Linked DNA regions of Homo sapiens: region 2 is linked to region 1. A link is an interaction called in ENCODE POLR2A ChIA-PET data of the cell type or tissue named here. Cell type or tissue: B cell. All regions are shown on one strand. Each heading gives the region's core, and the rest is flanking DNA. Links, peaks and the distances in the headings are about the cores only. Region 1 overlaps CAP1 (cyclase associated actin cytoskeleton regulatory protein 1). Region 2 has its middle 11 kb from the start of ZFP69.

Region 1 (5,385 bases), core at 287-5,286:
AAAAAAATCCACAATATTTGGTGTTTAACCAAATATTGGAACAAAATGAAAAGAATCAATTAACCTGTAAATAATCATCTTTAGGCAATTAAGAGACCAGCACCTGAATTAAGTGCTGTACAGAATATAAAAGAAAGGTAAAATAGTCTCCCTGTCCTAAGGGAGTCTAGCAGGAGAGACAAAGCTACCTTCTATCGACTCACTGGCTCTCAGGATTAGAGGGATTCTAGAAATCATCTTGTAAAAACACCATCTTATGCCAGAACAGTCCTTTCAATTAGCAATTAGTCAGGCAGCCTCTGCTCAAACACCTTCAGTGATGGAGAACCCGAGACTTCTGGAGGCAGTCCATTCCATTCAGACAGCTCAAAGTATTAAAAAGTTCTTCCTTATATGGAGGCAAATCTGCCTCCCTGCAACTTCCACCCACGAATCTTGGTTCTGCCCTAGGAGGTCATATGAAACAAGTGTGCATTAAACTGAGAACAAGTACTAACTGTATGGTACTGACTGTGAGCACAGCAGCATTCAGAGAAGGGAGGCAAAGATGACTCCTGATTTGCAAATATGGGGGCCTTAAGAGAATAATGACATTATAGGCAGAAATGGGTTGTGGCATGTTCTAGTTAGGGCAACAAGATGAGGTCAGTTTTGGATATGCTGAGTTTGAAAAGAAGACAAAGCTTCTAAGTGGAAATGACTAGTGAGTATTTAGAAATAAAGCCTAGGAAAGAATCAAGACTGGAGATAATGTTTGCAAATCATTGGCAAAGAACTGTCATGAAGTCATGAGAACAGACAAGCTTTTGGAGGGATATCATGCAGAGTAAAAAGAAACTATGAGCTTGATTCTCCAGCAATGTCTATTGTGGTTTGAAACCAAAAAACCAGGCCTGGCGCAGTGGCTCAGGCCTGTAATCTCAGCACTTAGGGAGGCTGAGGCGGGTAGATAACCTGAGGTCAAGAGTTCGAGACCAGCCTGGCTAAAATGGCGAAACCTCGTCTCTACTAAAAATACAAAAATTAACCAGGCATGGTGGTGCATGCCTGTAATCCTAGAAATCATCTTGTAAAAACACCACCTTCTGCCAGAACTGAGGCACAAGAATCTCTTGAATCCAGGAGGCGGAGGTTTGCAGTGAGCCGAGATCGCGCCACTGCACTCCAGCCTGGGCGACAGAGAGACACTCTGTCTCAAAAAAAAAAAAAAAAAAAAAAAAAATTAGAAATGGCTAGTGATTCCTGCCAAAGCTGCTTCACACTCTTATACTTCTAACAACTTAACCCAATTCCTTCTGCCTATTCAAGGAAGTCATTCAGAAGTAAATGGAACCAGGTTATGCGTGCAGTTCTTGTTGCATCCCACCAGGCAATTAAGACAGTAGCATGAATTTCTACTTGAGTAGGAAGTTGCTATGCTTGAAATGTTTTCTACTTTGTCCCACAGTTGTTTTTCTAAGTCATCATCCTTAGGTAAAATTGAAAATAAAGCACCCATACAAATCAGCCTGTCTACTATGGTAGCCCAATTGATTTGCTTCAAAATGCTTCTCTTAATTTTGTAATCCTGTTCCTGAGGTTTTATCCTAAGAAAGTAAATCATAATGTGAGAAAAGTGATAAGCATGGAGATGTTTGCTGCAATGTTAGATCTATTGATCTATCTATATCTATCTTGGACTTCTAATTATAGGGGAATAGCTAAATGAAGTGTGGAAAAAAACTTGAACGCAAAATTTACAATATTTGTCACATTTGGGTGATGGGTTTTTGACAATTTCTACCTGTTTTCCAAACTTTCTTTTAACATATAATATTTTATAATAATAATAAAAATCTCTACTTGACTATCCCTTCTAAATTACCACTAAACTATGTAGTAGTTAGTTCTACTTCTAATGAATTCTTATCACGAGGTTTTAACATGTCACAAAGTAAAACCTACACATGCTACCAGAAGATACAAGTTGGCTTGTTTAACACAGAAACCAAATAACAGGCACCACTTTGCCCCAGTAAAGATGCCATTTAGGCCAGGTGCAATGGCTCATGCCTGTAAGGCCAGGTGCAATGGCTCATGCCTGTAATCCCAGCGCTTTGGGAGGCTGAGAAGGGCAGATCACCTGAGGTCAGGAGTTCGAGACCAGCCTGGCCAACATGGCAAAACCCCGTCTCTACTAAAAATACAAAAATAAAAAAATTAGCCAGGCGTGATGGTGGGTGGGTGCAATGGCTCATGCCTGTAATCCCAGCTACTCAGGAGGCTGAGGCAGGAGAACTGCTTGAACCCGGGAGGCGGAGGTTACGGTGAGCCAAGACAGAGCAAGACACCATCTCAAAAAAAAAAAAAAGATGCCATCTAAATCTAACCCAAATCAGGAGCCACTGTTCTTCTCTAAGCATTTGGTTTCACTGATTAAACCAATGACATTTAGTGCCTGAGTCACTGCCACCCGAGGTTTAGATTTTAAAAGAAAGGCCTATCTTCTACGGAGGGAAGGAATCCAACCCAACATCAACACCTGTCTCCTGTTCCCTCCTTACACATGTCCTCTACCTGAAACTCCAGGAGTGAGTAAAGTTAGTGTATAAAGTGAAATTAGACTTGGGAACTAGCTGTTTCAATGTCTGGAGCAAACAGGTAACTTTGTGTGGTCATGGGTTCTCTTCTCTCCTACGTTCAAAGAATATTATGAAGACTAATTGCACAGAGCACTCGGCAGTCCCTTTCTACTTCTACATGTTTTATAGCGTGTAAGGGAAAACTGCATTGGCTGATTTCAGCCTGAATAGTTGCTTTAATAAAACAGCATTTCCCACTCTAATATATAAAGATGGATTCAAGGATGACGTTTGTCCTTAGCCATGATTCATCTACAAGTAGGAATATGGAAAGACTGTAAGTCTATAATTAACTAAAGTATAGGAATTTCAATGCCCTCTGGAGGAAAAAACAAAACAAAACAAAGCAAGTCTGCTCCTTCCATTAAACATTTCAACTATTTTCCAGCCAAATGGAAAAGTTTGGCACAAAAGGTCTGGTAATACAAGGCAAACAAAGCAGCACTGTAGCTGAGGCATATTTTTAGAACTTTGTTTTTATCAGGTTAACATATAGTACATCAAGAAATAATTTCATGGTGAATGCTGTAGCTGCATTAATTTAAAATTATGAAACTACAGTCATGCATTACATAATGACATTTTGGTCAATGGATGGACCACAAAATCAACAGTGGTCCCATAAGATTATATGGGATTATATGGGGATTAATCAACACAAAATCCCATAAGATTATAATACCCTATTTTTACTGTACTTTAAAAATGTGGCCGGGCGCGATGGCTCATGCCTGTAATCCCAGCACTTTGGGAGGCCAAGGCTAGCAGAACACAAGGTCAGGAGTTTGAGACCAGCCTGGCCAATATAGTTAAACCCCATCTCTACTAAAAATACAAAAATTAGCTGGGCGTGGTGGTGCGCACCTGTAGTACCAGCTACTCAGGAGGCTGAGGCAGAAGAATTGCTTGAACCCAGGAGGCGGGGGTTGCAGTGAGCCAAGATCGTGCCACTGCACTCCAGCCTGGGCGACAGAGTGAGACTCCGTCTCAAAAAAAAAAAAAAAAAGTTTAAATAAACAAATACTTACACTGTGTTACAAACTGCCTACAGTATTAGATACAGTAACATACTATACAGGTTTGTAGCCCAGGAGTAATAAGTTACACCATGTGCAGTATCATCTAAATTTGTGCAAGTACACTCTATGATGTTCCCACAATGATGAAATCACCTAATGACAAATTTCTCAGAATGTACCTGTCATTAAGCAACACATGACTGTATAATTTTATCAACTAAAATAAATGTGAATAACTCCATAAACTATATGCAACTTTAGTGTTTGTTTGTTTTTTTTTGTTTTGTTTTGTTTTTTTGAGACGGAGTCTTGCTCTGTCACCCAAGCTGGCGCAGATCATGCAGTGGCACGATCTTAGCTCACTGCAACCTCCACCTCCCCGGGTTCAAGTGATTCTCCTGCCTCAGCCTCCCTAGTAGTTGGGATTACGGTACATGCCACCACACCCAGCAAATTTTTGTAATTTTAGTAGGGACGGGGTTTTACCATGTTGGCCAGGCTGGTCTCGAACTCCTGACCTCAGGTGATCCACCCGCCTTGGCCTCCCAAAATGCTGGGATTACAGGCGTGAATCACCACGCCCAGCCTATATGCAACTTTAAAATAAATGATAGTCCCTGTCCACTAAAACCAAGCACTCTAAATACAAGGAACACAAACAAAACAGGAATTCACACAATTTTCAATAGAGAGGGAAATCTGCTGACTTACACCATCAACAAGAAGCTTGCTTCTAGTACTCAAACCAATGGCACTTCTCTTAAGATCACATCTGCCAGGTGTGGTGGCTCATGCCTGTAATCCCAGTGACTCAGGAGACTGAGGCCAGAGAATCACCTGAGGCCAGGGGTTTAAGACCAGCCCAGGCAACATAGCAAGACCCTGTCTCTGAAAAAAATCAAACATTTGGCCGAGCGCATGGTGGCTCATGCCTGTAATCCCAGCACTTTGAGAGGCTGAGGTGGGTGGTTCCCTTGAGGAGTTCGAGACCAGCCTGGCCAACATGGCAAAACCCTGTCCCTACTAAAAATACAAAAATTAGCTGAGTGTGGTGGTGTGTGCCTCTAGTCCCAGCTACTCAGGAGGCTGAGGCAGGAGAACTGCTTGAACCCGGGAGGGGGAGGTTGCAGTGAGCCAAGATCACGCCACTGCACTCCAGCCTGGGCGACCGAGCAAAACTCCATCTCAAAAAAACAAAAAACAAAAGAAAGAAAAAGAACTGTAGTCCCAGCTACTCAGGAGGCTGAAGCGAGAAGATTACTTGAGCCCAAAAGTTGGAGGTTGCAATCAGCCATGATTGCACCATTGTACTCCAACCTGCCCACCCAGAAATTCCTTGAAGGAACAGTAATTTCTTGAAGCTTCAACAGAAACAAATGATTCATTCATTGTAGGATACTGAGTGCTTATCATGTACCATCGACTGTGCTAAGTATGGCTATGGGGCCTGCCCTCACAGAATTTAGTTGGGGACATTGTACAATCATAGCTACGATACTTTCTAACGCAGCAATTCTCAACCAGGGGCAATTTTGTCCTCCAGGAGACATATGGCAATGTCTGAAGACATTTTTGGTTGTCACAACTGAGGAAGTCTTATTGGCATCTACTGGGTAGAGACAGATGCTGCTTAACATCCCACAGTGCACAGGACAACTCCATAATAAAGAATTATATGGCCAGGCGCGGTGGCTCACACCTGTAATCCCAGCACCTTGGGAGGCCGAGGCGAGCAGATCACGAGA
Region 2 (5,385 bases), core at 182-5,181, 420 kb before region 1:
GATTGCCTGGATTCAAATCCCAGATCTGCCATTTACTACCTGGGTGTCCTTACCTGCTTAACTTCTATATGTCTCTATCTCCTCATCTGTGAAATGGGAATAATATTAGCATTCACTTCAGAAGATTTTGAGAATTAAATTAGTTGAAATGTATAAAGCACTTATAACAGTGTCTGGCACATTGTAAATCAATGATAAATGTTAGCTACTGGTAATGAGTGTGCTGGGCAGACAGATGACCCTTTTAATCTGAATATTTGTGTCCTTTGATTCTGAAAAACTGTCTTGTGTATATGTATGAATTTCCTACCATTCATTTTCTCTTCTCTTTATGGAGACTGGAAGCTTGGTCTTTACGTGCAGGCTGTTTAGGCCATCGATATGGTTTGGCTCTGTGTCCCCACCCAAATCTCATCTCAATTTGTAATCCCCATGAGTCAAGGGAGAAAGGTGATTGGATCACGGGGTAATTTCCCCCATGGTGTTCTTGTGATAGTAAGTTCTCACGAGATCTGATGGTTTTATGTGTTCGGAAGTTCCTCCTTCACTTTTCTCTCTCCTGCCACTTCGTGAAGGATTTGCTTCTCCTTCTCCTTCTGCCGTGATTGTAAGTTTCCTGAGACCTCTCCAGCCATGTGGGACTGTGAGTCAATTAAACCTCTTTCCTTTATAAATTACCCAGTCTTTGGTATTTCTTTATAGCAGTGTGAAAGTGGACTAATACAGTAAATTGACCTCTATGTTTCACTGAAGTATCCACAAATGTCAGTACCTTTTCTTTGGAGCCATCCAGTTTCTTTTTCTTCTTTCTTTCCTTTCTTTCTCTCTTTCTCTTTTTCTCTTTCCTTCTTTCTTTTTTTCTTTCTCTTTCTTCTCTCTTTTTCTTTCTTTCTTTTTTTTTTTGAGATGGAGTCTCACTCTGTCACCTAGGTTGGAGTGCAGTAGAGCAATCTTGGTTCACTGCAACCTCTGCCTTCCAGGCTCAAGCGATCCTCCCCCCTCGGCCTCCTGAGTAGCTGGGACCACAGGTGCATGCCACCATGCCTGGCTAAATTTTCGTATTTTTGGTAGAGATGGGATTTTACCATGTTGCTCACGCTGGTCTTGAACTTCTGAGCTCAGGAGATCTACCAGCTTTGGCCTCCCAAAGTGCTAGGATTACAGGCATGAGCCACCACGCCCAGCCTGCCAACTAGTTTCCCCAGAGGATTCCTCCAATCTCCTGCTGGGGTTGGACGGAAGATGGTTGAAGGGATGAAAACTTGGTTTTCATTAGAAAAGAGTGCTGAGGGCCCCACAGTTCAATATGCAGCCTTACATTAGTCCCCATTTCAGCCATATTTTTACCCCAGTCTCTACTGTCTGGTGTCCCTGATTCTAGAACAACTCTGGAATCAAGGACACCAAAGTCAATCCACAAATCACTAACATGACATGAAATTTTTACTGGCACATAGTGAAGTGAGAAAAGTAAGGACAAATTTGGGAATTTGTCATAAAGCTGATATAATATACAGGGCTGCTCCTGGCCGGACATGGTGGCTCATGTCTGTAATCCCAGCACATTGGGAGACCGGTCCTTCACCAGAGAATAAACCTCTAGTCTCCTTTGGGATGAGGAAAGGGTAATGGGATGAAGAAAGGCATGAGGGAGGAATGTGTGCGTAACAGCCAGCTGTATGGGTAGGTGAGGGGGTCTAAGGATCTGACATTAGAATTTCAATGAATCCCCATTTTCAGCCCTCTTTCTTCCATAATGCCCACTGTCTCCAAGGCCTCTGTCTTCCCAGGAACATCCTTGTGCCAGTATACTTTTCTGCAGGCTCTGCTAAGTCAGTCACCACTCTTCTATTTTCTCACCACCAAAAACTTGACATCTCATGTCTGCTTCTATATTCTCCTCTATTGTCTTTTATACCCTCCAGTTTGCTTATGCACTCAGGTTCATGAAATAAAGATAAACTCATGTTGTTAATCAGCCACATTTAAATGCATTTTAAACAAATTAGGCTGGGCACAGTGGCTCATGCTTGTAATTCCAGCACTTTTGGAGGCTGAGGCAGGTGATTGCCTGAGCTCAGGAGTTTGAGACCAGCCTGGGAAACATGGCAAAACCCCGTCCTACAAAAAATACAAAAATTAGCCAGGTGTGGTGGTATGTGCCTGTAGTCTCAGCTACTCAGGGGGTTGAGGTGGGAGGATCGCTTGAGCCCAGAAAGTTGAGGCCGCAGTGAGCCATGATCATGACGCTGCACTCCAGCCTGAGCAACATAGTGAGACTTTGTCTCAACAAACAAACAAAAACAACCAAACCAAATTAACACAGAAATACCCTTTTATCTTAAAGTATATCAGCTATGATTCTCAAAGGTATACGATTCTCAAATATTGGTCCACTTGCACAGAAAAGAAAAAGGAAACAAAAAATATTTCCTCACATATAAAATGTAGGTAGGAAAGTATATGGATTACATTTCTTTACTTGCATCATGGATACATAGTTCAATTCAGTTCAAATCAAAACCATTCAATACATATTTACTGAGTCCCTTCTGCGTGTCAGGCACTGTTTTAGGCACTTGTGATATATCAGTGAAAAAAACAAAGGCCCCTGCCCACATGGAGCTTACATTATAGCCAGGGGAAACAACAGTAAACAATAAACACAAATATGTGAAGTATCTAGGGTGATAGGTGATATGAAAAACATAGAGCAGGTGAAAGGGGTATGGGATTTCTCGATCTGGAAGGTAGACAGCTGCAGTATTAAATAGTATGGACAGGATAGGCTTCAGTAAGAAGGCAACAATTGAGCAAAGATGAGAAGGTAAGGGTATAGGGCATCTGCAACAGCTAGTGAAACGGCCCAAAGGTTAGAACAAGGCTGGAGTTCGGGAGAGGTCTGGGCTGGAGATGTGAATCTGGCAGCTGTTAAACAGAGACGGTATTTTAAGCCAAAGACTGTATGAGATCACTGAGGCAGGAACTACAGAGAAAAGTCATAGTCATGTCTTTCAGGGAAATAAGCAATTGGAGAAATTCAAATTCTTGGGAAATCTAAGACCATAGAAACATGGTAGAACAATTTTAAGAAACAGTGTATACCTCACTCTTTTTCTGCCCATCAGTCATACAGGACTTAAGAGTTAGAGGCCAGCTTTTTTTTTAAGTAAATGTAGTAATATGAAAAATTCTAGAGATACTGGTATATATTCTGGATTTATAGCTTTACTTTAGATAATTCACACTTATAATACTCACGTGATTGAAACTGTTCTATCTCCATATAAAACAAAGAAGTTGAACTTGACTTACTTCCAATTATGTCTGTAAGGATGGAGTATCTATTTCATTAAGTACAGTGAAGCATTAGGAGCCAATTCCTCTGCTTTCTCTCCGTATTTCCCTGCCTGAGTATGGCTCCTTCAGTCACCTTTCTCTGGTCCTCTTTGGTGGGCCTCTTGATGTGTTGTTCTAGGGGCTATCTTAAGAGACACTTCCACTTGATACAAAGCATATTTCAAATCTAATGTTGTATGCTTGGCAAAGGAAAAGGTAAATAAAGTTATCTGAAAGGTTTCTCCCCAGAATGAAGTCTCAATATATCTCTCTTCAAAAAGGCATCATTATGTTTTAAGGAATTGTGGTTAATTTTTGTAGGTATAATAATGGCATTGTGGTTATGTTTTCAAAGAGTGCTCGTTTTTTAGAGATACATCTCAAAATATTTATGGATTAACCATAATAAAAAACCGATCATTATAGAGGGAAGTCTGCATAAATATCTCCAAAAATAATTCCTAGGCTCCAAGACAGCATTACAAATGTAGCGTTTAAAGAATTATTGCAACAAAAATACTAAAGGAATTGCTAAGGAAATAATTTATGGCATATACACACACTAATCTGATACTAAATGATAGTCTGTTGTCATTTCTAATCATTTTACATACTCTATGGGGGGAGGAGTGAAAAATGACAGCCCTTGAGCCAAACGAAACCTAACAGCTGTTTTTTAAATGCAGTTTATGGGAACCACTATTGCACACATTCATCAGTGGGTCTCAACCAGGGACAATTTTGGCCTCTAGGTACACCTGGCCATGTCTGGAGACATTTTTGACTGTCACAACTGGGGGAGGGGCAGCTATCAGCATTGAATGCTGGCATCTTGTGGGTAGAAGCCAAGGATTCCCCTAAACATCCCAGGATGCACTGGGCAGCTTCCTATAGCAAAGTATTATCCGGTCCAAAATATTGGTAGTGCCAAGGTTCAGATACTGTAGTTTATATATTGTCTCTGGCTGTTTTGTACTAAAATGGGGAAGTTGAATAGGTGTGACAGGGACCACATGGCCCACAACACCTAACGTATTTACTATCTGGCCCTTTACAGAAAGTTTGCCAATTCTTGCTCTATATAAAACCATAAAATATAAATAAGCATCTCGTGTACAGTAAGTTATCTATCAATGCTAGAAAACTCCCTTTAACATTTTTTCTTCTAGAAATGAGAAGCAACATTTTAATTTCTACCTCTTCTAGCCATATAAAGGGCTAGAGTAAAAGGCTGTACTATATTTTATTCTGATTTATTAAAGGGATACTTAAAAGAGTGTTTCTCAAAAGTTAATCCACAGATCACTAACACGCCATGAAATTTCACTGGCACATAGTGAACTGGGAAAAGTAAAGATAAATGTGGGAGTCTGTCATAAAGCTGACGTAATATAACAGGCTGTTCCTGGCCAGACACGGTGGCTCATGTCTGTAATCGCAGCATACTGGGAGACTGAGGTGGGAGAACTGCTTGGAGCCAGGAGTTTGAGACCAGTCCAGCAACATAGTGAGACTGTCTCTACAATAATAATAATGATAATAATAATAATAATAATAATAATAATAATAAATTAGCCAGACATGGTGGTGCACATCTGTAGGCCCAGCTACTTGGGAAGCTGAGGCAGGAAGACTGCTTGAGCCCAGGAGTTTGAGGCTGCAGTGAACTATGACATCACTGCACTCCAGCCTGGGCAAGAGTGAAACTGTTTTTTAAAAAAGGGTCTGGGTCGGGGGTGGGGGAGGGGCAGGCACGGTGGCTCACACCTGTAATCCCAGCACTTTGGGAGGCCGAGATGGGCGGATCACCTGAATGGTTCGAGACCAGCCTGGCCACCATGGTGAAACCCTGTCTCTACTAAAAATACAAAAATTAGCTGGGTGTGGTGGCAGGCACCTGTAATCCCAGTTACTCAGGAGGCTAAGGCAGGAGAATTGCTTGAGCCTGGGAGGTGGAGGTTGCTGTGAGCTGAGATCACGCCACTGCACTCCAGCTCAGGTGACAGAGCGACTCCATCTCAAAAAACAAAAAAAAAAAAAAATGGA

What was found. Peaks named below come from ENCODE experiments on the same cell type or tissue, not always from the same donor. Only the 100,000 strongest peaks of a DNase experiment are listed, where the experiment ranks them.
Region 2: POLR2A ChIA-PET joins it to region 1 with 5 read pairs; 5 of 35 experiments call an interaction of 5 or more read pairs at or near these places.

What each region holds. Positions count from the first base shown.
Region 1 is chr1:40,045,016-40,050,400 of GRCh38, reverse strand. The region is part of intron 1 of CAP1 (cyclase associated actin cytoskeleton regulatory protein 1); the gene reads right to left. Among named protein-coding and RNA genes, the nearest start is that of CAP1, 7.0 kb to the right of the region's middle. In B cell, for the core only: no CTCF peak of the experiment used is centred there; no DNase peak of the experiment used is centred there; H3K27ac peaks cover 3,681 bases.
Region 2 is chr1:40,463,829-40,469,213 of GRCh38, reverse strand. No RefSeq gene overlaps it. Among named protein-coding and RNA genes, the nearest start is that of ZFP69, 11 kb to the left of the region's middle. In B cell, for the core only: no CTCF peak of the experiment used is centred there; no DNase peak of the experiment used is centred there.